2 separate regions of the Homo sapiens genome follow, and region 1 is linked to region 2. Evidence: chromatin loops called from intact Hi-C (ENCODE). Cell type or tissue: endothelial cell of umbilical vein. All regions are shown on one strand. Links, peaks and the distances in the headings refer to the core of each region. The heading gives the core; the rest is flanking DNA. Region 1 overlaps BASP1-AS1 (BASP1 antisense RNA 1). Region 2 overlaps ZNF622 (zinc finger protein 622).

What was found. Peaks named below come from ENCODE experiments on the same cell type or tissue, not always from the same donor. Only the 100,000 strongest peaks of a DNase experiment are listed, where the experiment ranks them.
Region 1: it touches region 2 in a loop (18-fold over the local background); 9 of 110 quality-filtered maps call a loop at or near these places.

The regions. Positions count from the first base shown.
Region 1 is chr5:17,196,196-17,212,731 of GRCh38, forward strand. All of the region lies in intron 1 of BASP1-AS1 (BASP1 antisense RNA 1), which reads right to left. It also overlaps the pseudogene DCAF13P2. Among named protein-coding and RNA genes, the nearest start is that of BASP1-AS1, 13 kb to the right of the region's middle. RefSeq lists a silencer at 7,282-7,361. In endothelial cell of umbilical vein, for the core only: a CTCF peak has its summit at 7,342 (motif pointing left); a DNase peak (open chromatin) is centred at 7,326; H3K27me3 peaks cover 549 bases.
Region 2 is chr5:16,451,401-16,459,400 of GRCh38, forward strand. It overlaps ZNF622 (zinc finger protein 622), which reads right to left. Exons shown (of 6, transcript NM_033414.3): 4 at 7,117-7,229; 5 at 1,613-1,756; 6 at 119-384. The coding sequence ends at 257. Among named protein-coding and RNA genes, the nearest start is that of ZNF622, 10 kb to the right of the region's middle. In endothelial cell of umbilical vein, for the core only: a CTCF peak has its summit at 4,998 (motif pointing left); a DNase peak (open chromatin) is centred at 5,021; H3K27ac peaks cover 1,355 bases.

The DNA of each region.
Region 1 (16,536 bases), core at 4,157-12,156, 750 kb after region 2:
AGCTCAGGCTGAGACATAGGTGAGTCGGCTCTGCAGATTTCCTGTTGCTTGTCTGTTCTTGCTCTATTAGTACTAATATTAAGTTCAATCTGTAATTTATTTCCAGGAGTCTTTTTAAGCCACTTGTCCATTTTTTGAGGGTTAATTAAGCTAACACATGAGCCACGTGTACTGCGAAACAGGACAATACATGGGAAGTAAGGGGTGGGAAAGCCTGTTTGTGAGATGGTCAGTGTGTGTATAAACTTATCCTCGCTCCCGTCACGCACACCACCTTGGGATAGATTCATACACTCACTGACCATCTTACATACAGGCTGAATGAAGATATAATGTCAATTGCTATAATTAATGTTGACAAAACAGAAGGCCCAACGTGCTCTTGCTGTCTGTCATTTTGTGCACCTTCAGTGTGGACCTGCATCTCTTTGGGGAATACTCAAAAACTTTTTAACCTGACTTCTAAGACCTTTTGGAGCCTGGACTCCATCGACCCTTCCTGGTTGGATGGTTGAACAGCTCCTGTAGGACCCAAATTGGACAAAAGCAATTAGCAATTCAGTCCAAACGGATTGCTCACTGTCCTCCCTCTCAGCATGTGTTGTGTTTGCGTCTAAGAATTCTTTGGCCTGACTTTGCCTTGTGTAAGTAAAGTTCCGCCTTCCCAAGGAAACCCAGGGCAGATCTTCCCACTCCACAAAGTCTTCCCCTGTAACCTCAAGGCAGCAACGAGCTCTTCTCTCTCTGACTCTGGAATTATTTTTTTTGGCAATTAGTCAAACTGCCTGGTGAATTGTGTTCTTTTTTTGTCCTTAAAACTTAAACTTGTATTATTCTTATTCTCTTTTTACATGCTGGTGTCGTATCTCCCCAGCTAGACTGGTAATTCCTTGATGATGAACTATGTTTTCTATTTCTTTTTTAAAAAATTAACTTAAAAAATCAAGGTAATATGTATATGTAATTTAAAACGTTATCAGTACAAAAGAGCTTATAATGGAAAACACCATTCCCTACTCATTCCTTCCCATCTTTCTTTTTGCTTTCCTTAGGGGTATGGCCTTCCAATACTTAGTTGGTTTTCCTGGCAAGTTCCTCTATATTTTACTGCTCTTTTTCTAATTTTTGATTTGTCACATGTAGACATTGTTTACTGAATTTCTGTTATGCGATATAAGCATAGGGTGTTCTGATAGCTCTCCCTCTCATCTCCCCTTCCCTGCTTTTTCAGCCTTGCATTTTCCCAATATGTTGTAATTTGTCGTTAAATTACTAGTCAGGATTTACATTGTTATGACTATATAAATATGGTTTACCACTGAGCCAAGTAAGGTATATGAACTGATTCCTTTTTACAAACTTTTGTTTTTCCTGAAGTTGCCACCTTTTCTTATGTGTTATGTTGTCTCTGAAAGTGTAATTACTTCTTATTTCCAAGTGTCTTATCAGTATTAGTTTCCAAATTCTCAAATGCATCATAATCTTTTGGTTTAATTGATCTGACCTGGACCAGCTCTTGTCTGGATTGGCTGTGCTGTTGTTATTCTGGGACTTCCTTCTGATGCTCCCTTGTGTTGGACACCCTCCTTTTTGATTCTATGTCTCTCTTCTCCTTGGCTTTGACCCTCATTCTGACAGTCTTTAAAAGTCTGAATATGTCTATTCTATCCTTTCTTTGGATGGATAGATTGGTTGGGTATAAAATACTAGACTGGCCAGGTGCAATGGCTTATCCCTGTAATCCTAGCACTTTGGGAGACTGAAGTGTGCAGATTGTTTGAGTGTAAGAGTTTGAGACCAGCATGGGCAACATAGCAAAACCCCATCTCTACAAAAAGTACAAAATATTATTCAGGCATGGTGGTATGCTATGGTCCCAGCTACTCAGGAGGCTGAGGGGGGAGGATCATCTAAGCCTGGGAGAGTCGAGGCTGCAGTGAGCCATGATCATGCCACTGCTCTCCAGGCTGGGTGGCAGAGCAAGACCCTGTATCCAAAAAAAAAAAAAAAAAAAAAAAAATCTAGATTGAGAGCAATTTTCCTTTAGAATTTTGAAAGTCTTTATCTTTTTACATCTAGTATGGCGATTCTGATTCCTGATTCCATTTGTTTGTTTCCTCTCTGGAAGTCTTCTGTATCTTTTCTTTATCTCCAGGGTCCTGAGATTTCAAGATGGTGTGCTTTCTTATGATCTTTTTATCCATTCATTGGGCTTGGCACAGAGTGTGCCTTTTTAATTCAGAGACTTGTGATCCTCAGTTCTGGGAAAAGTTTGCCACAATCTCTTTGATAATTTCTTCTCTTCTGTTCTTTTTCTGGAATTTCAGAAATGTTGGTCCTCTTGTTTTGAATCTCTGCCTCTTCTTTTCACTCCTGTTTTCTATTTCTTGATATTTCCATTTTCCTTTCTAGCATTTCTTCCATATTGTATTCTAATCCTCTACTGAAATTTATATCTTGGTTATCACATTGTTAATTTACAAGGAATTTCTCTTGCTTTCTGAACTTGTTTCATGTTTTCTTGTCCTTATTTTATGAGGATACTTTCTTCTTTAATAGCTCTGAGGGTATTGATATTATGTATATATATCTCCAGTTCCTGTATCATTTATTTCCTTTGGAGTCCTTCCCGCCAGACTTCTTTAGCTCAGGTTGCAAGTTTTCCTTTCTTTTTTTTTTTTTTTTTGAGATGGAGTTTCACTCTTGTTGCCCAGGCTGGAGTGCAATGGTGCAATCTTGGCTCACTGCAACCTCCACCTCTTGGGTTCAAGCCATTTTCCTGCCTCAGCCTTATAGGCGCCTGCCACCATGCCCCGCTAATTTTGTGTGTGTGTGTGTGTGTGTGTGTGTGTTTAGTAGAGACGGGGTTTTGCCATATTGGTCAGGTTGGTTTCGAACTCCTGACCTCAAGTGGTCCACCTGCCTTGGCCTCCCAAAGTACTAGGATTACAGGCGTGAGTCCCCGCACCCAACTGCAAGTTTTCTTAAATACCTGGCAATCCTTGGCTGTCCTTTTATAATTAAGACTAAAATACATAAAAGCAATTTGCAAGTTTAGGCAGAGCTTGTGAAAAAGTGGGTTTCCCAGTAGGTGCAAAACTCATTTTGGCTAGAGAGCCAGCTGGCCTCTTCATTAGGGAACCTGGTCTCCAGAGAAGCCTCCAGTATCCTATTGGTGGGTATTTTCCTGGTTACAGACTTCTGGGATCAGATTGTGGAAAATGGAATAGGCACGCTCACATCAGTTGGCTGACTAAGGTTAATTTCCCCATTTTCAGGTCTGCGCCTCAATCTCCCTCCTCTGTGCTTATCAGTAACAAACAAATGGACTGGCGCCACTTGGAGTCAGTTTCTCCAGACGTGTTTCCAGACAAGGGTGGGAATCAGGGAGCTTGGAGGTGCTTGCCTCTTGAATGATTTGGAGGGAACCCCTGCCTCTAAGTCCTGGGCCTTGGAGGATTTCTGTAGGTGACAGGCTTTCAGACCCTCCAGTGAAAGAATTACAGTGTAAACTGCTTTCTTCTTCACTCAAGGGCCCAAATGAAGGAATATTGCTGTGAATTATCTGAATGGGTGGAGTCTGTGGTGCTTGATCTGGGTGGAAAGAATCGGTGGGAACTGCAGTTCAGAATCGACATCACTCAGGACGTTTTTGTTAACATGCAAATATTCAAAACTGTATGAAAAGCACTAAGTTGACATCAATTTGAAAGTACATTTGCATTCTTTGGGACCTTAGAATGCATCTGCATTTTTGACATTCAGCTACGTCAAGGAGATATCAAAATAATTCTAATTTGGCACCAAATAGGCCTGGCTCTTTTACCCTTCCCTAGCACAGATAGGGGTGTGTGCATTTGCCTTTCCTAGGTGCCAAGAACTCACTATCATAAGTGGAAGAAGATAATCATTCAATATAATTGAATCAAAATTTAAGAGTATCTTAGGTTGAGTGATTTCTTCTTACTGGTTGTTTTGAGCAGTCAAAGAAATGTGTACCTTCTGAACTATAAAAGGCCACGAAGGCAGAGTTGCAGTGCCAGGGAAATTACTGCTAGTGGCCCGAGACATATTCTGGAGCACATGCGTCCCATGAATTGGCACTTTGTCCTCTGCACTTCTCACTGCTTTCCATGGAGAGGATATCGTAACCTCTTTATTGGACTCTAAATCTCATTTTAAACCTCTGAATTATGCCAACACTTTGTAAGGGAAATTAGATAGTTTTACATGGGCTTTTATCCTCAATATGGCAGATAAATTGAATGAATGAATAGTGATCAAGGATATTAATAATATGTATTCGTTGCTTAAGATATACCACACATGGGGCTAAGGATTTTACAGATATGAGCTCACTTATTCTCACAGTCACCATATATTGTATCAGTTAACTTGGACTAAGTAATGCCTCAGTTAAAAAATAGTCCCCAGATCTCAGAGGCTCATAGCCATTCATGTTTACTTCTTGCCCACATGCTGTGTCCGTCATGGGGCTGTGTCATGGAAGCAAGTGCAGTACGTGGGTGGAGATTGGCAAAAGGAAAGGAGTGATGGCAAGCCAGGAGCTAGTTCTTGAACTTCTGTTCAGACGTGAAACACATCACATCTCCCCGCAATTCAATGGCCAAAGCAAGTCACAGGGTCCCTCCTGACCTCAATGGGCCAGGGAGGTTTTATCCTACTACTTGGAAGGGCATCTCAAATCCCATGGCCACGTGCGACATCAGTGGATGGGGAAAGCACAGTCCTCCACCAGGGAGGGGCAACAAATGTTTTGGGTAATACAACCCCCCACAGATAGATACTGCTATTCTCCCACTCTACTGGTGAGGAAAATGAAGCAGGGTAAGGATGGCGTCCAATTCTCAAACTCTATAAAGGAAGCAATTGATTTGAACACCTAAAAGACTATATAGATTTTATCTAATTCAAATGCAAGCAAAGCAAAACAGAACAAAAATACAGTGTCAGGGACATAATCACACAGAAGCATCAGAATCAAACCCTATATATCACTTTTTTTTTTGAGTCAGAGTCTAGCTCTGTCATCCAGGCTGCAGTGCAGTGGTGCAGTCTCAGCTCACTGCAACCTCCGCCTCCTGGGTTCAAGCGATTCTCATGCCTCAGCCCCCCGAGTAGCTAGGATTATAGGCGCCCACCACCACACCCAGCTGATTTTTGTATTTTTAGTAGAGATGGGGTTTCACCATATTGGCCAGTCTGGTCTTGAACTCCTGACCTCAGGTGATCCATCCGCCTCAGCCTTCAAAAGTGCTGAGCCACTTTGGGAGCCCGGCATATAGGCGTGAGCCACCACCCCCCGGCCTATATGCCAATTTTAAAAAAAGAACAAAAATTAATTTTCACCTGAATTTTCAATATCCCAGGGTGTAGTTAGGGGAAAAAAATATTAAGAAATTCTCTATAAGGAAAAACACCAAGAGATTTCTTTTCAAAAGAGCCAATCTAAGGCTGGGTGCGGTGGCTCACGCCTGTAATCCCAGCACTTTGGGAGGCTGAGGCTGGCGGATTGGTTGAGGTCAGGAGACCTGCCTGGACAACATGGTGAAACTCTGTCTCTACCAAAAATTACAAAAGTTAGCCAGGCGTGGTGGCGCATGCCTGTAGTCTCAGCTACTCAGGAGGCTGAGGCAGGAGAGTCACTTGAACCCCGGGAGGCGGAGGTTGCAGTGAGCCGAGATCGCACCACTGCACTCCAGCCTGGCAACAGAGTGAGACCGTGTCTAAAAAAACAAAAACAAAACAAAACAAAACAAAAAACAAAAAAAGAGCAAAACAAAAACAGCCGATGGAATCTTATCTGACTTATACAAATGAAATTCAGATTCTAAAATCAAGAGTCCAGACACCTTAGGTGATCTCAGAGAAGATCCTGTTTCATATGGGGGATTCTCTAGTGTTTTACATTTCTCATGTGACTTTGAAATTTGCCAAATGTAAGAAATAGCTGAGAGGCAGTAAGTATTGTTATTTTCAGGGGAAATCATTTCTACGAGAAAATAGGAACCCGGAATGAAAAGCTCGTGGAGTTTGGCGGGAAGAACAACCAAGAGGAAGGTGAAGATGCTGAGCTGGAACCCGGATAACTATGTCTGTGAAAGCAAGTTGGATTTACAGACTTCCCAGAAACTATGATCCTACCCTACATCCTTCTGCGGTCCCACGAGAATACTTAAGAGCTTTAAATGCTGTCAAACTGGAAAGAGTATTTGCAAAACCATTCCTTTTTCCCTGAATGGTCACTGAGACGGAGTCAATTGCTTGGCAAAGCATCCAAGGAGCCTGGCTCCTGTCCTTTCTGGGCCATGTGATGGAGAGGTTAGAATCTGGAACCTGACTCAACGGAAATGTGTCCGTACAATACAAGCACATGAAGGCTTTGTACGAGGAATATGTCCTCACTTTTGTGGGACTTTTCTTATTTTTTAATTTTTTTTTTGAGACGGAGTCTCGCTCTGTCGCCCAGGCTGGAGGGCAGTGGCGCGATCTCGGCTCACTGCAAGCTCTGCCTCCCGGGTTCATGCCATTCTCCTGCCTCACCATCCCGAGTAGCTGGGACTACAGGCGCCCGCCACCACGCCCGGCTAATTTTTTGTATTTTTAGCACAGATGGGGTTTAACCGTGTTAGCCAGGAGGGTCTCGATCTTCTGAGCTCGTGATCTGCCTGCCTTCGCCTCCCAAAGTGCTGGGATTACAGGCGTGAGCCACCGCGCCCGGCTGGGAGTTCTTTTTTTTTTACTGTTGGTGATGACAGGACTGTGAAGCAGTGGGAATTGGAGGGCTCAGGCTATGGAGAAGGGGAAGTCCTTTTGCATATGGTATTAAGAAGGCGGCGGACACTGGGACTGATCATCACTGGAAAGAAGCTGTTTTTGCCACATGTGGACAGCAAGTAAACATTTGGGATGAACAAAGAACTAATCCTGGCCGGGCGCGGTGGCTCACACCTGTAATCCCAGGACTTTAGGAGGCCAAGGCGGGTGGATCACAAGGTCAAGAGATCAAGACCATCCTGGCCAACTTGGTGAAACCCCGTCTCTACTGAAAATACAAAAATTAGCTGGGCGTGGTGGCACGTGCCTGTAGTCCCAGATACTCGGGAGGCTGAGGCAGGAGAATCGCTTGAACCCAGGAGGCAGAGGTTTCAGTGAGCCGAGATTGCGCCACTTCAGTCCAGCCTGGCGGCAGAGCGAGATTCCATCTAGAAAAAAAAAAATTCACTTAAAAGTCATACTGGGCTTATTACTTATTACACAGTAGAAATTAGCCAAGTAAGCGATACTGTTTTTTTTTGAACAAGCCTGCCACCTTGTGGTTATTTGGAAAACCAGACTGGCAAAACCAGGGCTCTGCAGTGCCTTTGCTTCCACACATACTTATTGAGTGTCTAATGTCACAGTCACCACGCTCTGTTCTAGGCTCTGAGCTTACAGCAGTGAATGAAATGGACTAGGAGCCACACTATTCTGGAGTTTATGTCTCATAGCATAAGAACATGTGTATCTAAGTTAGTATTTGGAAACGTATCCCACCTTCATCAGCCTCTTAACCTAATAGCCTACCTACATGGGAGCCCCTCTTCCCTATCATTCTTCATTCTGTAGGTAGGCAAAATACCCCTGTTCCTATAAAGCCCATCCCTTTCCTGTTTCTATTCCCTGCACCCAAACACACCTTGCCTTTTCAAGGACTCAAGGACTCAAGGACTTTGCATCTGTATCTGGCTCCTCTTCCTCCAACATTCAGCTCCCTGGCCCTTGTATACCTATCAGCATATACACACGCTCTCAAAAGCCTTCATTACAAAACCTTTTCCTTAATCCAAAATTCTCTCTAGCTAATGCTGCATTTCTCTGCTTCCTGTCACAATCAATAAAACTTCTGGAAAGTTTCGTCTGTGTTCACTGTCTCCATTCCCCTCCACTCACCTTAGCCCAGGGCATCTGTTACCACCACTCCCCTGGAACCTGTCCAGCCAGCGCCACACACCACTCCCATCCCCAAAGCGCCCCTGGGTCCTCACCCCACTCTATCTCTCAGCACTGAACACAGCAGACTGCTGCCCTTGCCTCCTTCCAGCAAGCCTTTGTGGCTCTCAACTAGCGGCACCCTGTACCCACTACCATCCTCTCCTCATGATCGCAGGGCTGGCTCTCATGGCTCAGCTCTCCTCCTCCTACACACCTTCCACAAGCGTTCATTAGAAAGCGGCCCCTCCTGAGAGGAAGCACTATCTGGAGTGACCTTATTCTTTTTACCTCTTATGCCTGCAAGCCTTGCGTCTGCCCTGTTTGTTGCTGAATTCCCAGCACTCAGGAATCGTTTCCAGTGTTTAGTAGGTGACTCAAATTATGTTTAGTTTGCATATGTTTAAAATTCATGTTGCCATAGTGGCCACCCCATCCCCTCCTGGTGTAGGGGCAATCTGGTATTGCAAAAACAGAAGCAGAAAGGCGTTGAACTGACTGGAGCAGCATCTTTGGCACTGAGAAGATCCTTTAACCTCAATATGTCTTAGATTTTCAATTTATAACATGAAGAAATTGGACTACAGTGCAGATGACAATGACATATCAGCTTTGGGGTGAGATCAGATTAACTGGCAGTAGAATCTGGGGCATAGTATTACGAAATACTTTTTAGCCACAGAAAGAATGCTTTGATTGATTGATATTGATTGGTTATCAATACCTACCCCGAATGTGGGAGGGGACTTGGCTGTGTATTTTTGGACATGGTTTCTTTCAGTTCTAAATTTTAAAGAGTGTTTTAAAAAGCTTTTCAAAACATTGTTGTTTCAACTGAATTTAATTTAATTTAATTTTTTTTGAGATGGAATCTCGCTCTGTCACCCAGGCTTCAGTGCAGTGGTGCGATCTCTGCTCACTGCAACTTCTGCCCCTGGATTCCAGTGATTCTCCTGCCTCAGCCTCTCAAGTAGCTGGGACTACAGGTATGCACTACCACGCCTGGCTAATTTTTGTATTTTTAGTACAGACAGGGTATCACCATGTTGATCAGGCTGGTCTCGATCTCCTGACCTCAGGTGATCTGCCCGCCTCGGTCTCCCAAAGTGCTGAGATTACAGGCATGAGCCACTGTGCCCAGCCTCAGTTGAATTTTAGAATTGAACTAGACAAACTTTTGAAGGGTTCTCAACATGTAGTGATATAATAAAAATGAAATTCAGACTCAGAATTATTAAACTGCAGTCTTCAGGAATTAATCTAAGATAACTGAAAATACATCTGCATCTATTCATTTAGCCAGGATTCATCTGCTATCCTATATCATGAGGTAAAAGTATTATATTGTAGAATGTTAAAAAATGTCCCATTCAGAAAAATGTCGTGCACTAAACCTGGCATTTATTCTGCTTCCTATTTCATTTCCTTTTATCTCTATGCCTTTTAGTTGACTGACATTACTTGCTTTCTTCCCCCCATTTTGCTTCTCTACAAGGAGATAATTCCAGATTACATTGGCAGATATTTCAAGCTATATTTCAATTACTAGGATATTGTGAAATTCATGAGATTAAAATAAAATAAACCTCAGAAGGGAGTATAAGCCTCTCCTAATGGAAATTGGGATTAAATTCAAATGTCATCACCTTATGTCATAAATGTTTTGAGTGGATGAAAAAAACAATGAAATGTATTTAAATACATGAAAGAATGTACAGAGTTAACCTTAGTGAAAAGAAAAAATAATGATTTGAGAATGTGGAAATATTCACATGAAATTCTGTATATGACATGTTAAAAAATTAGAGAACTCTTTTTTCTCCATTTATTTGTTGCTCCCAGATAATTTCCTAAGGTAGATAAGATAATACATATTAAAGCAATTTGAGTTATTTGAAAGGAACCTTCAAACTCACATTATTATAGTTTAGGAGTGATTTTAGCAGAAGCAAATTATTAATGATACAGATCAGGAATGGGCAAACTGCTTCCCTTGTGTCAAGAGTGACCTGCTAGGTGTTATGTAAATAAAGTTTTATTGGAACATAGCCATGTCCATTTGTTGACACATTGTCTGTGGCTGCATCCTGATACAGTGGCAGTGGTGGGTAGTGTCAACAGAAATCTCATGGCTTTCAAAGCAAAATATATTCACTATTTGACCCTTTATGAAAAATTTTGCTGACTTCTGCTCTAGATTATCAGCATCTCTATCAGACTCTGTATTTCTGAAGGCATGGACTCTGTGCTTAAACTTAGTTTTCAACTGTTCTTAAAAAAATATGTTGGCCAGGTGCCGTGGCTCATGCCTGTAATCCCAGCACTTTGGGAGCCCAAGGCAGGAGGATCACCTGAGGAGTTTGAGACCAGCCTGGGCAACACAGTGAAACCCCGTCTCTACTAAAATACAAAAAATTAGCTGGGCGTGGTGGCAGACGCCTGTAATCCCAGCTACTCGGGAGGCTGAGGCAGGAGAATTGCTAGAACCCGGGAGGCAGAAGTTGCAGTGAGCCGAGATCCATCACTGCACTCCAGCCTGGGCGACAGAGCAAGACTCCGTCTGAAAAAAAAAAAAAAAAAAGTTAGGGTCGGGCGTGGTGGCAGCTCACACCTGTAATCCCAGCACTTTGGGAGGCCAAGGCGGGTGGATCACCTGAGGTCAGGAGTTTGAGACCAGCCTGGCCAACATGGTGAAACCGTGTCTCTACTAAAAATGATTCCAGTTACTTGGGAGACTGAGGCATGAGACTCGATTGAACCTAGGAGGTGGAGGTTGCAGTGAGACAAGATCGAGCAACTGCACTCCAACCTGGGCAACAGAGAGAGAGACTGCCCAAAAAAAAAAAGTCAGTACTTTTGAGATTATCAGTTAATGACAACATTAAGAAATATAATGACATGGCTGGGCCTGGTGGCTCACACCTGTAATCCCAGCACTTTGGGAAGCTGAGGTGAGTGGATCACCGGAGGTCAAGAGTTTGAGACCAGCCTGGCCAACACAGCGAAACCCCGTCTCTACTAACAATACAAAAAAATCAGCCGGGCGTGGTGGTGGGCGCCTGTAATCCCAGCTGCTCCAGAGGCTGAGGCAGGAGGGTCGCTGAAACCCAGGAGGCGGAGACTGCAGTGAGCCAAGATTGCACCACTGCACTCCAGCCTGGGCAACAGAGTGAGGCTCTGTCCCCCGCCAACCCACCAAAAGAAAAAAAAATATAGTGACAAACACAAGTTTATGCAGTGGGTGGCATTTTTTATACCAGTAGTTACATATGTCCTTTAGGCTAATTCCACTTCCCCACCCTCAGGTGGGGTCTTCAGCATCCCCATCCAAGAAGGAGCTCTGGAGGCTGAGGCAAGAGAATTGCTACAACCTGGGAGGTGGAGGTTGCAGTGAGCTGAGATCACGCCACTGCACTCCAGCCTGGGCTACAGAGCGAGACTCTGTCTCAAAAAAAAAAAAAAAAAAAAAAAAAAAAGTCAGGGTCCGGCGTGGTGGCTCATACCTGTAATCCCAGCACTTTGGGAGGCCAAGGTGGGTGGATCACCTGAGGTCAGGTGCAGGTGTCAGGTCCCTGGTCTTCCGGTTCGGATCTCCTCCCGGTGTTCCCCAGGAGCCACTTAGGGTGCCTCTGTGTGGATCCAGGGGGTTGCTGGGGAACAACTGCCCTCCTCCTGGCCCAGGTTGCCTCTTCCTTTCTCTGTGCTTCCTGCCTCTTGCGCTTCCCCCCAGCAATTTGCAGGCCCTTGAACAGGTTTTTTTAATAGGATTTTTAATTTTATTATTAATGAATTTTTAAAATTGAAAAGTAAAATTATATATATTTATGATGTATACGACATGATGTTTTGATAGATGTATACAGAAAATGTGAAATGACTACATGAAACTATTTAACATAGACATGGCCTCATATAGTGACTACAACTAGTAACAATATATTGCATACTTGAAAATTGCTAAGAGAATAGATTTTAAGTCTTCTCATCCTTCAGAAGATTTGAAATAGCTACTAACAAGACGTGGGGTGTCCATTGTTAGAGTCCCACCGTGCCCTTCCAGGCAGAAATGGTGGCCATAATGCTGTGGTTCATGCCTGTAATTCCAGCACTTTAGGAGGCTGATGGGGGTGGATCACCTGAGGTCAGGGGTTTGTGACCAGTCTGGCCAACATGGCGAAACCCTGTCTCTACTGAAAATACAAAAATTAGCCAGGCATAGTGATGCCTGTAGTCCCAGCTACTTGGGAGGCTGAGGCAGAAGAATTGCTTGAACGCAGGAGGTGGAGGTTGCAGTGAGCCAAGATCGCACCACTGCACTCCAGCCTGGGTGACAGAGAGAGAGAGAGAGAGACTCTGTCTCAAAAAAAAAAAAAAAAAAAAAAAAAAGAAAGAAAGAAAGAAAGAAAGAAAAATGGTGGCCAAATATAAACCAAGGTCTTAAACTCAGAAGCTGGAGGAGGAAGAGGAGGAGGCCCTTAAAATACAAATATTTCTTATTGTTTTTCTGCCAACACAATACTTGAAAAATCAATTTTTGTTCTTCAGTATTTGTTTAAAGTTCAACCCAAAATGTCTGGCATTTAGTGAAAGAAATCTGGGTGGAGGGGGGCAAGAACTCCCTAATATCTGTCCAAAATCCCCCAGGAGACTGGGGTCCCCAGGTTGAAAAGCTCTGCTTGAGACGCAAGAAGGGAGGCAGAATCAGAAACTGAGATGTGTATGTTTTGAAGAGACCTTCCTTCCCCAGTGGAAATCCTGACACGGACCAAGGACAAGCTTCCAGCTCCTTCCCTCCACCCTCCAGCCCATGGAGGGAGAATCTCACTGTCAACTCCAGCACAAAGTTGCCTGTCTGGACAACATTATTTTTACCTTCTTAGAAAAACACTTTGGAAGAATTATATGATGGTCTCTGCCCTTTGGAGGTTGATATATTTATTAGTTCATTTTCACACTGCTATAAAGAACTTCCCTGAGACTGGGTAATTTATAAAAAGAGGTTTAATTGACTCACAGTACTGCATGGCTGGGGAGGCCTCAGGAAACGTATTATCATGATGGAAGGGGAAGCAGGCACGTCTTCCATGGCAGCAGTGGAGAGAGAGAGAGCAAGAGAGGAACTACCAAACACTTATAAAACCATCAGATCGCATGAGAACTCACTCACTAACACAAGAACAGCATGGGGGAAACCGCCCCATGATTCAGTCACCTCCCACCATGTCCCTCCCTCAACACCTGGGGATTACAATTCAAGATGACATTTCGATGGGGACACAAAGCCAAACCGCATCAATATAATATGTGGCCTGACGAGAAAATTTATTTATCTCTAGTAAAAATATACATGAAAAAATTGACTTTAAGAAATTTAGGCTGGGCATGGTGGCTCACGCCTGTAATTCCAGCACTTTGGGAGGCGGAGGCAGGTGGATCACCTGAGGTCAGGAGTTCGAGACCAGCCTGACCAACATGGTGAAACCCCATCTCTACTAAAAATAAAAAAATTAGCCAGGTGTGGTGGTAGATGCCTATAATCCCAGCTACTTGGGAGGCTGAGGCAGGAGAATGGCGTGAACCCAGGAGATGGAGGTTGCAGTGAGCCGAGATCGCGCCACTGCACTCCAGCCTGGCGACAGAGAGAGAGACTTTGTCTCAAAAAAATAAAAAAAAGTTGTAATGGTCAGGCATGGTGGCTCAAGCCTGCAATCTCAGCACCTTGGGAGGCTGAGGCGGGGGGGTTGCTTGAAGCCAGGAGTTTGAGACCATCCTGTGCAATAAAGTGAGACCCCATTTCTACCAAAAAAAAAAAAAAAGTTTTAGGATGCCTTGGTGTTGAGGCTCTTGGTTGCACTGAATTTGTTTAATTTTATTGAAGAGCAAAAGTCATAAAAATCAGCATAGCCCTGATTCAGCAGCAATGCTGTGTCATAGAAGATCATTCAGAGATACTGAGAAGAACACAAAAAACAATGTCATATGAAAAACAGAACTTTGTATTAGTGTTATGGGCTCATCAATACAAAAAGGTTAATATATGAATGGAGAAGGTAGGGGCTAACTGTAGGCTAAAACGTTCTTTTCCTGTAAGCGCTAGTCATTTGATCAATGACCTCAACATGAATAAAGCTAGAGAGGAGTTTCCTTTGCACTAGAAGTGAACTGGAGACCTGCACCAGGGGTGGAATATCTTTCTATTTGCTCTGAGGTCAGAATGAGTGGAAATAATGCAACGAAGTCAAAGGAGAAGTGCTAGGGTTTTGGCCCCATTCTTGACTCACATGGCGTCACTCATTGTAAGATGAAGAAGCAGAAAGACGCAGAAAGCAGATGTATGGTGTTAAAAAGAGTCCAGGGGGGCCGGGCTTGGTGGCTCACGCCCGTAATCCTAGCAGTTTGAGAGGCCGAGGCAGGCGGATCACCTGAGGTCAGGAGTTTGAGACCAGCCTGGCCAATATAACGAAACCCAGTCTCTACTAAAAACACAAATATTAGCCGGGTGTGGTGGTGAGTGCCTGTAATCCCAGCTACTCAGGAGGCTGAGGCAGGAGAATTGTTTAACCAGGGAGGCGGAGGTTGCGGTGAGCCAAGATAGTGCCATTGCACTCCAGCCTGAGTTAGAGTGAGACTCCATCTCAAAACAAAACAAGACAAAACAAACAAACAAACACAAAGCCCAAAAAACAGCCCAGGGAAAGTTGATAAGAAGGCAGGGATTTCTTAGCCCTGAACAGGAATCCTGAGCAACTCCTAAAATTGTATATTCTGATTACCAAAGTAACAAATGGTCATTGCAAAAACATTTGTTCAACATAAAATGTTATAACATGGAATGAAAGCTAAGCTGTCCTCTATCCCACCTCTGAAATGACACCAGTGCCCGGCGAGATCCACTCTTAGCAGTCTGGGGTATTTTCCCATGTTTTTGTTTATAACATCAATGGGACAGTCTCTACATACTGTTCAGGAACTTGCTAGAGGCATCTAAGAAGTTGTTTTTGACAACTTCCCTTGTGTTTGATTTTGATAAAACTAATACCTTAATTACCATGAAATTGCTTTTCTTTTTCTGTCCAAGTTTTTCCAGGAACACTGAGGCTTCAAGACGGTGACCATGATTTCCTTGTCGCGTCAAGTACCTTGCTACATCATGTGTTCATCTACCACATTTTCATACATGCCCTTCCGTTTCCCTTAAAACTACTGACACAGTAGTTGGGTCTTGCTTGTTTGTTCAAACCCGGCTCTCTTATTTCTTATCACTTACTTTCTTCCTGTGGAAAGAAATCATTCTGACACTGAGTTGAACTTATCTGAGTAGGAGATTCCTAGGCTTGAAATGCAAGAGGGTTATGGTATCTGTTTGGGAGTCTTAGGGAGTTTATCAAAAAGCAGAGTTAGGTAGACACTGGAATTTGGTCCGTATTTGCACTTTAGAGAAGTAGGCAAAGCAGCATCCCTTAATGTATTTACTTATAGTAAAAATGTGCATCCTTTGCATTCTGGTTAGCAATTTGCTTTTGCACTTACCAATTTATTTCGGGCACCATTCCTTGCACTGAAGTTAAAGTAGAAATATTCTAATTATGGTAAGGGCTGATCTGAGAGTAGAAGCAGGTGGTGCTGAGGAGTGGACGCAGCACACACTATTTAACACTAGGACCTCTACAGTCTCCATTATTCAAAGGTGGAGCCATGTGATTAATTGTTCTACAACATTCTTTGTGCCATTTTAAGGTAACTTGTTCTCTGACTGGTTTAACGGGTGACAATGGGGGAAGGGTAGCCAAGGAATCGAGGACTGTTTTCCCAAGACTGAGCTTGCTATGCCATAATCCCCTCCCTGGTGTCTGTAGGAACAGGTAGGCACTGCATGGAAAAAGCCCTCGCTGCTTAGGAGGCTATCACCTTTTTACCATTGGTTTGTTACAGGAAAGGGTCCCAATCCAGACCCCAAGGGAGGATTCTTGGATCTCATGCAAGAAAGAATTCAGGGTGAGTCCATATAGTACATTGAAAGCAAGTTTATTAAGAAAGTAAAGAAATAAAGATGAGTACTCCGTAGGCAGAGCAGCGGCATGGGCTACTTGGCTGAGGATACTTATAGTTATTTTTTGATCATATTTTTAAAACAAGAGGTGGATTATTCATGACTTTTCTGGGAAAAATGTGGGCAAGTCCCAGAACTGAGGGTTTTTCCCCTTTTTTGACCATATAGGGTAACTTCCTGATGTTGCCATGGCATTTGTAAACGGTCATGGCACTGGTGGGAGCAATGAGGACAATCAGAGGTCACTTTCGTTGTCATCTTGGTTTTGGTGGGCTTTGGCCAGCTTCTATACCACAACCTGTTTTATCAGCAAGGTCTCCAAGACCTTGCTGTATCTTATCCTGTGACTTGGAATGCTTAATCTCCTGGGAACGCAGCCCAGTAGGTCTCAGCCTTACTTTGCCCAGCCCCTATTCAAGATGGAGTTGCAAGGGTTTAAATGCCTCTGACAATTTTATGTATTTTCTTAATAGAAAATGCTGGGCCGGGCGCGG
Region 2 (8,000 bases), core at 1-8,000:
TGAGGCGATGAAGCAACTGTCAGGCAGCAGTGCAAGTCCCAGGGTCCAGTAGACACAGGACTTACCTTGTGAAAACATAACCTTTCAACACTATTCAAAAACGACATCTGAAAACTCATATGGTTCTAACTTTTATTATTAGGTCAGAACGAATGAAGTAGCAGCAAAAGGGTCTCTCCTATGATCTGTCTTTCACTGGTCCTCAGGGCAAGGAGGAAACTTGGGCAGGAGATGATTGCTCAATCCCAGCAGACTCTCAGAATCTCACTTGGACCCGAAAGTGCATCTGCTTGGTGGCATTGTTCTTCATTCCTGTCTTCAGCATCCATTTTGATTTCATCCTTTGGACATACTGCATGTCTCGCTCTCGCATAAGAGCCGCTCCTATGATTGGAAGGCAGTTAAGAAATTAGGCAAAGTTCTGTTATTTGTGATCAGAGAAAATCCAACCTTGGCAGAGAATTCAAAAGGTTAGTTTGGGGTAACTAGGTTCTTGTATTTAAAACAGAGTTGCTAACTTGGGGTCTCTAAGCCATGCGCCTCAGGGGTCTCTGTGGACTCCAGAATTGCATACCAGAACTTTTGTATATATACACTTATCTGGGATTAGTAGCTTTAGTTTTCATCATCTGGAAGAGTTTATAAGCCCAAAAGGTAAAGCCCCATTAATCAGAAAGGCAGAAGCTATATATCGAGTCAGACAATACTTCCTGATAAGAGTAAGATGAAGTCAAGTCTCTGCCAGATTCAAGTGGCCACACAGCTCACAAGCAGCCACAGTGAAGGAAACCACATATAAACACAGTGCCTTTTCAAATGGATTTTAGTTGCCTAGAGCTTCCCAGGCCATCAGAAGGCAGCCCGCCTCTTATTTTCTCCACAGTCCTCAGTTGGATAGATGCTTTCCCTGAAGATCTAAGGATATAACCAGCTTCATCCAGCAGACACATCAGAATAGATGTAAAGAGTACCATACTGATGAGGTTTCAAAACTCAACAATTGCAGTGGCATGCTTTACTCTTCTAACTTTTGCTAAATTTTCTATGGGAAAATTACAAAAAAGGGGACTGATAGCTAACCTCGACTATGGGCATGCACTATATCACACATGCATGACATTCAACCCACTCAACTCTAAGAGGTAGGTCTTATTACTATCATCTCTGTTTTATAAATGAGGAAACAGAAGCTTATATTAATTAAATTACTCATGTTCATCATATAAGAACCTCTAAGTACATCACATAAGTCACGTCTGACTCCACAGCTCAAGCTATTAACCACTAGGATACTATCTAATTCCTCTGCATAACCTCCAGGATAATTTCAACCTTTGGTGATTACTAAATAATTCTTTTTGTAACTATTATCTTCTGAAAAAGTTAATGGTATATAAAATCACTGTGCCAGGAATATGAAATTTCTAAGTCATAGCACTTTGGGCTTATTGCCTTAAACATATCAAGTGGTAATGGAAGTCCCTGGAGCCAAGACGTTACGTTTCCCCTAGAGAGAATCCACATGGACAACATAAATGGAAACAACTTTCCCCAGACCCCTTCTAGAAATACAAGTTCTCAGACTGGTCTGTAGTTGTAAAGATCAATGTACCTGTGCTGCCAGTCCATCCCAGGGCTCTGTACTGCTGAAGTACTCGGCCCACGGCCTTCCGATTTTTGGCAACTGCCACAGCTCTTGACAAGCCAAATCGCTGTTTGTAGTATCTCATCAAGGAGCGATGACCCACTCTGGCACCTGTTTTTCAAAAGAGCAATACTGAAACACTGAGTTGGATAGTTTTTTCAAGGCAGAGCTATAAAGCAAGGGCTTTCCAAATCAGATCTTTTAGTATATCTAGATGGAAAATCGATGTACCAGAAGAAACAGTTGTTCTATCTACTAAAGACAGATGAAGCAGCATGTAAAATAAAAATAAAAAGTGAAAGAAAGCAAGCATGCAACAAAAAGAAAACCAAACAATAGATTTTTTAAAAAGAAAATGACAAGTCACTGTTAAGTGAAAAACTTAGCATTGTGTACTTACTTGCATACAATATGCCTCCCCAAAAATTCACATAGAAACCCCTACTAATACAGATAATAGGGGCCTAGGAGATAAGAGATTTTTAGCGTTTTATATATATAAATAAATAAAAATTATATATATATATATATATATATATATATATATATATATATATGAAGAAGATTAAGCACAGAGAGCAGTTCTGATGTTTGGGACTACAAGCCACAGTCAGGATCTAAAATAGAAATCAATCCACCTTTCCTTTGCTTAAACTCTCTATTGCAGTGATTCTCCAATGGGGATTTTATCCAGCAAGGGACATTGGGCACTGACTGAACACATTTTTGGTTGTTACAGCTAGAGGGGTACTACTGGCACCTAGTGGGTAGAGGCCAGAGATGCTATTAAACATCTTTACATGCACAGGACAGCCCCCCATAACAAAGAATTATTCAGTCCAAAATGTCAATAGTGCCAAGGCTGAGTAACCCTGACCTATTGCTTCCTAAATGATGGAAATCACCTGGTGAATATGAATTTTAAAAGGTGATTAAGTTGAATTCTGTCTATAGCTTTTGCTTATTTAGTAGGATCTGGTAAAACTATGTGAGTCAATCATGCTTTCAGAAATGAATTTCTAAATTTAATTTTCAAAGTATGCTGATGTTATTACAACACGATTGTATATCTCATTATCTCATAGGCCCACTAACTTGTAACAGAGTGAGAAAAAAGAAAATAGACTCTGAATATTTCAAATAAAAAAACTATGGGACAGGGCCGGGTGCGGTGGCTCACGCCTGTAATCCCAGCACTTTGGGAGTCCTAGGTGGACGGATCACGAGGTCAGGAGATCGAGACCATCCTGGCTAACACGGTGAAACCCCATCTCTACTAAAAGCACAAAAAAATTAGCCGGGCGTGGTGGTGGGCACCTGTAGTCCCAGCTACTCGGGAGGCTGAGGCAGGAGAATGGTGTGAACCCGGGAGGCGGAGCTTGCGGTGAGCCAAGATCATACCACTGCACTCCAGCCTGGGCAACACAGCAAGACTCCGTCTCCAAAAAAAAAAAAAAAAAAAAAACTATGGGACAAAGGTATTGGCCACCAATTGGAAATTCTGTAGCTGGAATAATAAAAACCTGAGGTAAGTAAAGATATCTACTGGAGGAACAATTCAAGGTTCTTATTTAAGGGTGAGGCACATCTGATATATTAATCTAGGGGTGGCAAACTACAGCCAGAGAACCAAATCTGGCCAACCGCCTGTTTTGGTTTGTTTTACTGCCACACAGCCACGCTCAACTGTGTAGGTATTATCTCTCGATGCTTTGGTGCTTGCTACAACAGCAGAGGTGGGAAGCTGCTGCAGAGACAGAATTGCACACAAAGCCTAAACGATCACCTCTGGCCCTTTCTAGGGAAAATGTCCCAACCCATGTGTCATAAGTTCAAGGGAGATGACCTGAAGGGGGCTGGGTTTAGAGATGACTAATTCCAGGCTCCCTCAGAGCAGTGGCTCTCCAAAGGTGGTCATCAGCATTGCAAAGCCAGTGTCATCAGCATTACCTAAAAGCTTACTAAATACACACTATCCTTTCACAAGAATATTAATTAGGACAAAAGTAATCAAATATCTTCCCAGACAGACATAACCATGCAGATATTTAACAACAGCATATACATAAGGCACGAAAAAGCCATTTCCACTGAAAATGAATAAAGGATAGTTGGCTAGGTAGAACCCTGTGTACGGTTTCCAGGAAAGATTTATATTTACCTAGGTAAAGCCATTTCTTTCAGAATCTTTTGTGTAAAAAGACCATGAACCAGATACTATAAATATTGTGGAAGTCTGTATTTGCTTTTAGGATCCAGACTTTCAATTTGCATAAGAAAATTATTTTGGTTATTTTAAGTCCCTATACCTGCCAAAATAACTGGAAAATAATTTGCTTGATACACAGATATGGAAAAGTAGTTACTTTCAGTTGCTTGTTTTATCATCATACTCAAGAGATGACAAAAAGAAGCTTTCGATTCAAAGACATGGTCTTTGGATACTAGTGTGGATAAAAACATTTTCCCTAAACCTGACTGTTTTGACAGCATAAGAGTTAACAAAGCTCTTAGACCACAGGAAATAGGTGAGATGTAGTTGATGGATAAAACACAAGCTTAAATGGAGGGTCTACAGGAAATTCCAGCATTGTTCACTGTGATGTTCTATTTGTAACGTTAGGTCTGGACGCTCCAGGTTTGCAAGGTGATAATGTTGGTCATTAGTACATAAGAATTCAATATACTTATATTCTTAAGCAACATGTGGAAACACATCCTACAGCACGTTGGCCTTTTAAAGCGTCTTTGAAATGGCTTCATTACTCAATGCCAAGGTTTCCAACAGCTGGTAAGAAGGAACTGAAAATAGCATTCAGAGCTCCCCCTACCCTGTGCCAATGACAGTGACCACCTGATATTAGCACCACGTATGATGGGCTAAGGACAGCTACACTTGAAGGCCCTCATCAAGGAAAAGTATTTTCTAGAACACAGGGTGACTGCCCAATAAATAAGGGATTGGTTATGTCTAAGTCATGGTGAAGCATGCGACCTGTCCATCTAGCTTTTGACACAGCAGTAGCCACTTATAGACCATCCACTCCTTTTTTTCTTTTTTTGTTTTTAGGAGACAGCATATTGTTCTATCACCCAGGCTGGAGTGCAGTGGCGTGATCATGACTCACTGCAGCCTTGTGACTCTTGACTTCCTGGGCTCAAGTGATCCTCCTGCCTTAGCTGAGACTATAGGCACACACCATCACACCAGGCTAATGTCCACTCCTTCTTAACAAACGGCCTTACAATTTCTGACATCCAATTGAATGGGCCTTTCATACCAACTTACTCCAAAAGAGCTGAAGAGCAACGAAGGAAACCCAAAAAAACCTTGCCAGACCACAATCTTCAAAATAAATGCTCACAGTGCCCTCTAGTGGATACTTTTTGTCATTAGCTTTGAGATAGCCTGCTTGATTTTACTGAAGTCCAATCTGAGTAACTAGATTTAGTGTCCCAGCAGCAGGGGAGAGACTCTTGTTACCCAGTAAATGGACAGAAGATGAGTTCAGGAAGCCTTCCCAGAGGGTTGAATCTAAATAAGTTGAATCTTACAAGAAAAGTAGGAATAAAAGAGGCACCACACATGTAAACACCCAGAGGAAGAGAACTGTATGTGGGTGGGGTAGAGGAATAGCACTACACACCTGAGGGACCAGAAGCGAGAGAAACTCAAAGTTACCCTAAAGGCAATGGCTCCCAGTGGAGGAACTACAGAGGGTAAAGAAAATCTACTGGTGTTTTAGAAAGAATGTTTTGGTGGTCATGTGGAAACCAGATTAGAGATGACCAGACAGGAGGGTATAATGGTGACACAGATAAATGAATACAAAAAAAAAAATACTCAAAAATACTCAAAAGACATTTAGGAGTTACTAAGCCATCTGGATGTGGGAGAGGAAGATCTCTCTAAGATCTTTCTAAGGCTAGCCAAAGCCAAAAATGGGCTTGGCTTTGGCGGTCAAAATGGGTATCTTTTTAGATACCTTAAAAAACTCAGTCACCCAGGACAAAGCTGAGGATTCTTTATTTTTTATAAGTTTCAAAAATTTAAAGTCTAGATGAAAACTTCTCTGAAACATCCTAGATTTCTTGAATAGATATGCTCACGTTATGCTAAGGTTTGTAATATATTGTGCTAAAGTAGATGCAAAATGAAGCAAACACTATAGTGATCCTACTACACGGCAGACACTGCTGTACTAGGATTGTCTTATTCAATTTACTTAAGGTCTATGGTTATCTGATTCTACCGTTTAAGAAGCAGAAGCTAAGGAGACAACAAGTCAAACATACAGTTCTGGAAAATAAGTTATTAAACATATTTCTGATGTTCTATATGGGTACTGTCACCAGAGAAAGACTAGAAAAGGTTCTCTGGGATTTAGGTTTTACCACTGTGTATTAGATAGGCCATAATAATATATTGCATTATAACCTTCTTATCACTGTAGAAAGAACTGTCATCTTCAAAATAGGTTCTGCCTGACCTTTCCTCCTATTGCCACACTCTAAAGCTGCTCTTGGCCTTACAGGGTTATCATTCTGAGCTAAAGATAGTCATCTGTACCTAAGCAGTGACATTCTATGTGGAAAGCCATAAGACAAGGCTGCTTCATTGCGGACCTCTCCACCAGCAGGGTGTGTTGTTCCTGCCTGCACCGTTACTGCAAATCTCCCAAGGCAGTATACAGATATTGGAAAAAGGCTTTGCTGATTAGGCATGTGATCCTGGTAAGTTACTCAGCCTCTCTAAGCTTCATATGTAAAATGAAGATGCTGGAATCTAACTCACGTTGGCCTATAAAGACAAATACATCTGCCTGAATGTGCTAACTGCTCAGTAAATACCAGACATTAAGATCTTATTATCATCTCTACCTTTCCATCCCCTTTCATTTCTCAAACATGTCTTCTGTAGCTTCTCCTATTCTTATCAGTTAATCACGATTCTTTCTTCCTACACAATAAACAACCATGTATGCTTCTCACATTCATGGTTATTCTTCATCTTTTCATACCTCATGGTGGCTAAATTTCCACCATGAGTCAGATACACCCACACCAAACTACCATTTGGAAGTCTGAGCAACAAAAGGAAACAGGAATCAGTTCAAAGAATAACAGTAAGGTTACAATTAACAGGAGAAACCTAGACAGGACCAAAAAAGATAAATAAATAAAGAACAGAATAGAAAAGGTCTACATCTAAAAAAAAAAAAAAAAGAAATGCCTGATCAAACATTCTGAATCATAACCCAGAAATGAACAGAAACACTGATCAAATTTAAACAAAACAGGCAACTTAGAGCTGAGCAGCAACCTTCAGGGTTTACACCGTACATGAGAACCCAAACATATACTTTAAGCTTATGGTCTATTTCCCTCAGTATGGAAAGTAATTGATGGAGATATGCTTCTCCCTCAATCCCACTGGCATTAAGCTATTTATTTTTGACAAATGCACTTACCAGAAGGCAGAATCAATTCCATGGTTTCATCATCATATTCCAAGTTCTTTTCTGAGGGCAACTCCTCAGCCTTATTGGGGTCCTCCCCTTCCTTGTGATCTGGATAGCTACTCCTATAACAGAGAAATTGCACTAATAAATAGACTAATATCTCAAATTGAACTAAAAGACATAAACTCATTTGCAAATGTGGCAAACTTCCTAAGCTACCTAAAAGGGAGAGGGGAGGAAGCAGCTGTAGGAACTACCAGCTAAAAGGTTTTGGGAGAAAACAACTCGTTAGCATTTTGTCTGTAGTAGAAATGAGCAAATGACATATAACAGAATTCTATTTGTTTTTCCCTAGAAAGGCTGTCTAACAGAGAAGAAGGAGAATGTACAGCTGGACATGCAGCTATACTCAATTTAACCACTATAAAAACAAATTATAGAACAGTGCTGTCCAACAGAACTCTGTGATGACAGAAAACGTTCTATCAATATGTCTTTGTGTCTGATACAGTAACTGCAATCACATGAGCTTTCCAGCACAGAACTTTGAAATGCAGGTAGTCTGACTGAAGAACTGAATGTTTAAATTTTTAATTAAACTTCCAATTTATTTAAATAGCTATATGGGTATACCCAGTAATTACTATATTGGACAGTGCAGTTCCACAAGAATCTCTATATTCCTAAAAATGTTGACAAAGGCTATTCATAGATACACATGAAAAAATAATTGGAAAAGTGTACATTAAATTATTAACAGTAAACCAGACAACCTAATAAGAAAATAGACAAAATGCTTGATCAGATACCTCACAAAAAGATATCCAAATGGCCAATGAATATGCAAAAAGCCTCTTGATTGCAGTAATCATCATCAGGGAGATGCAAATTAA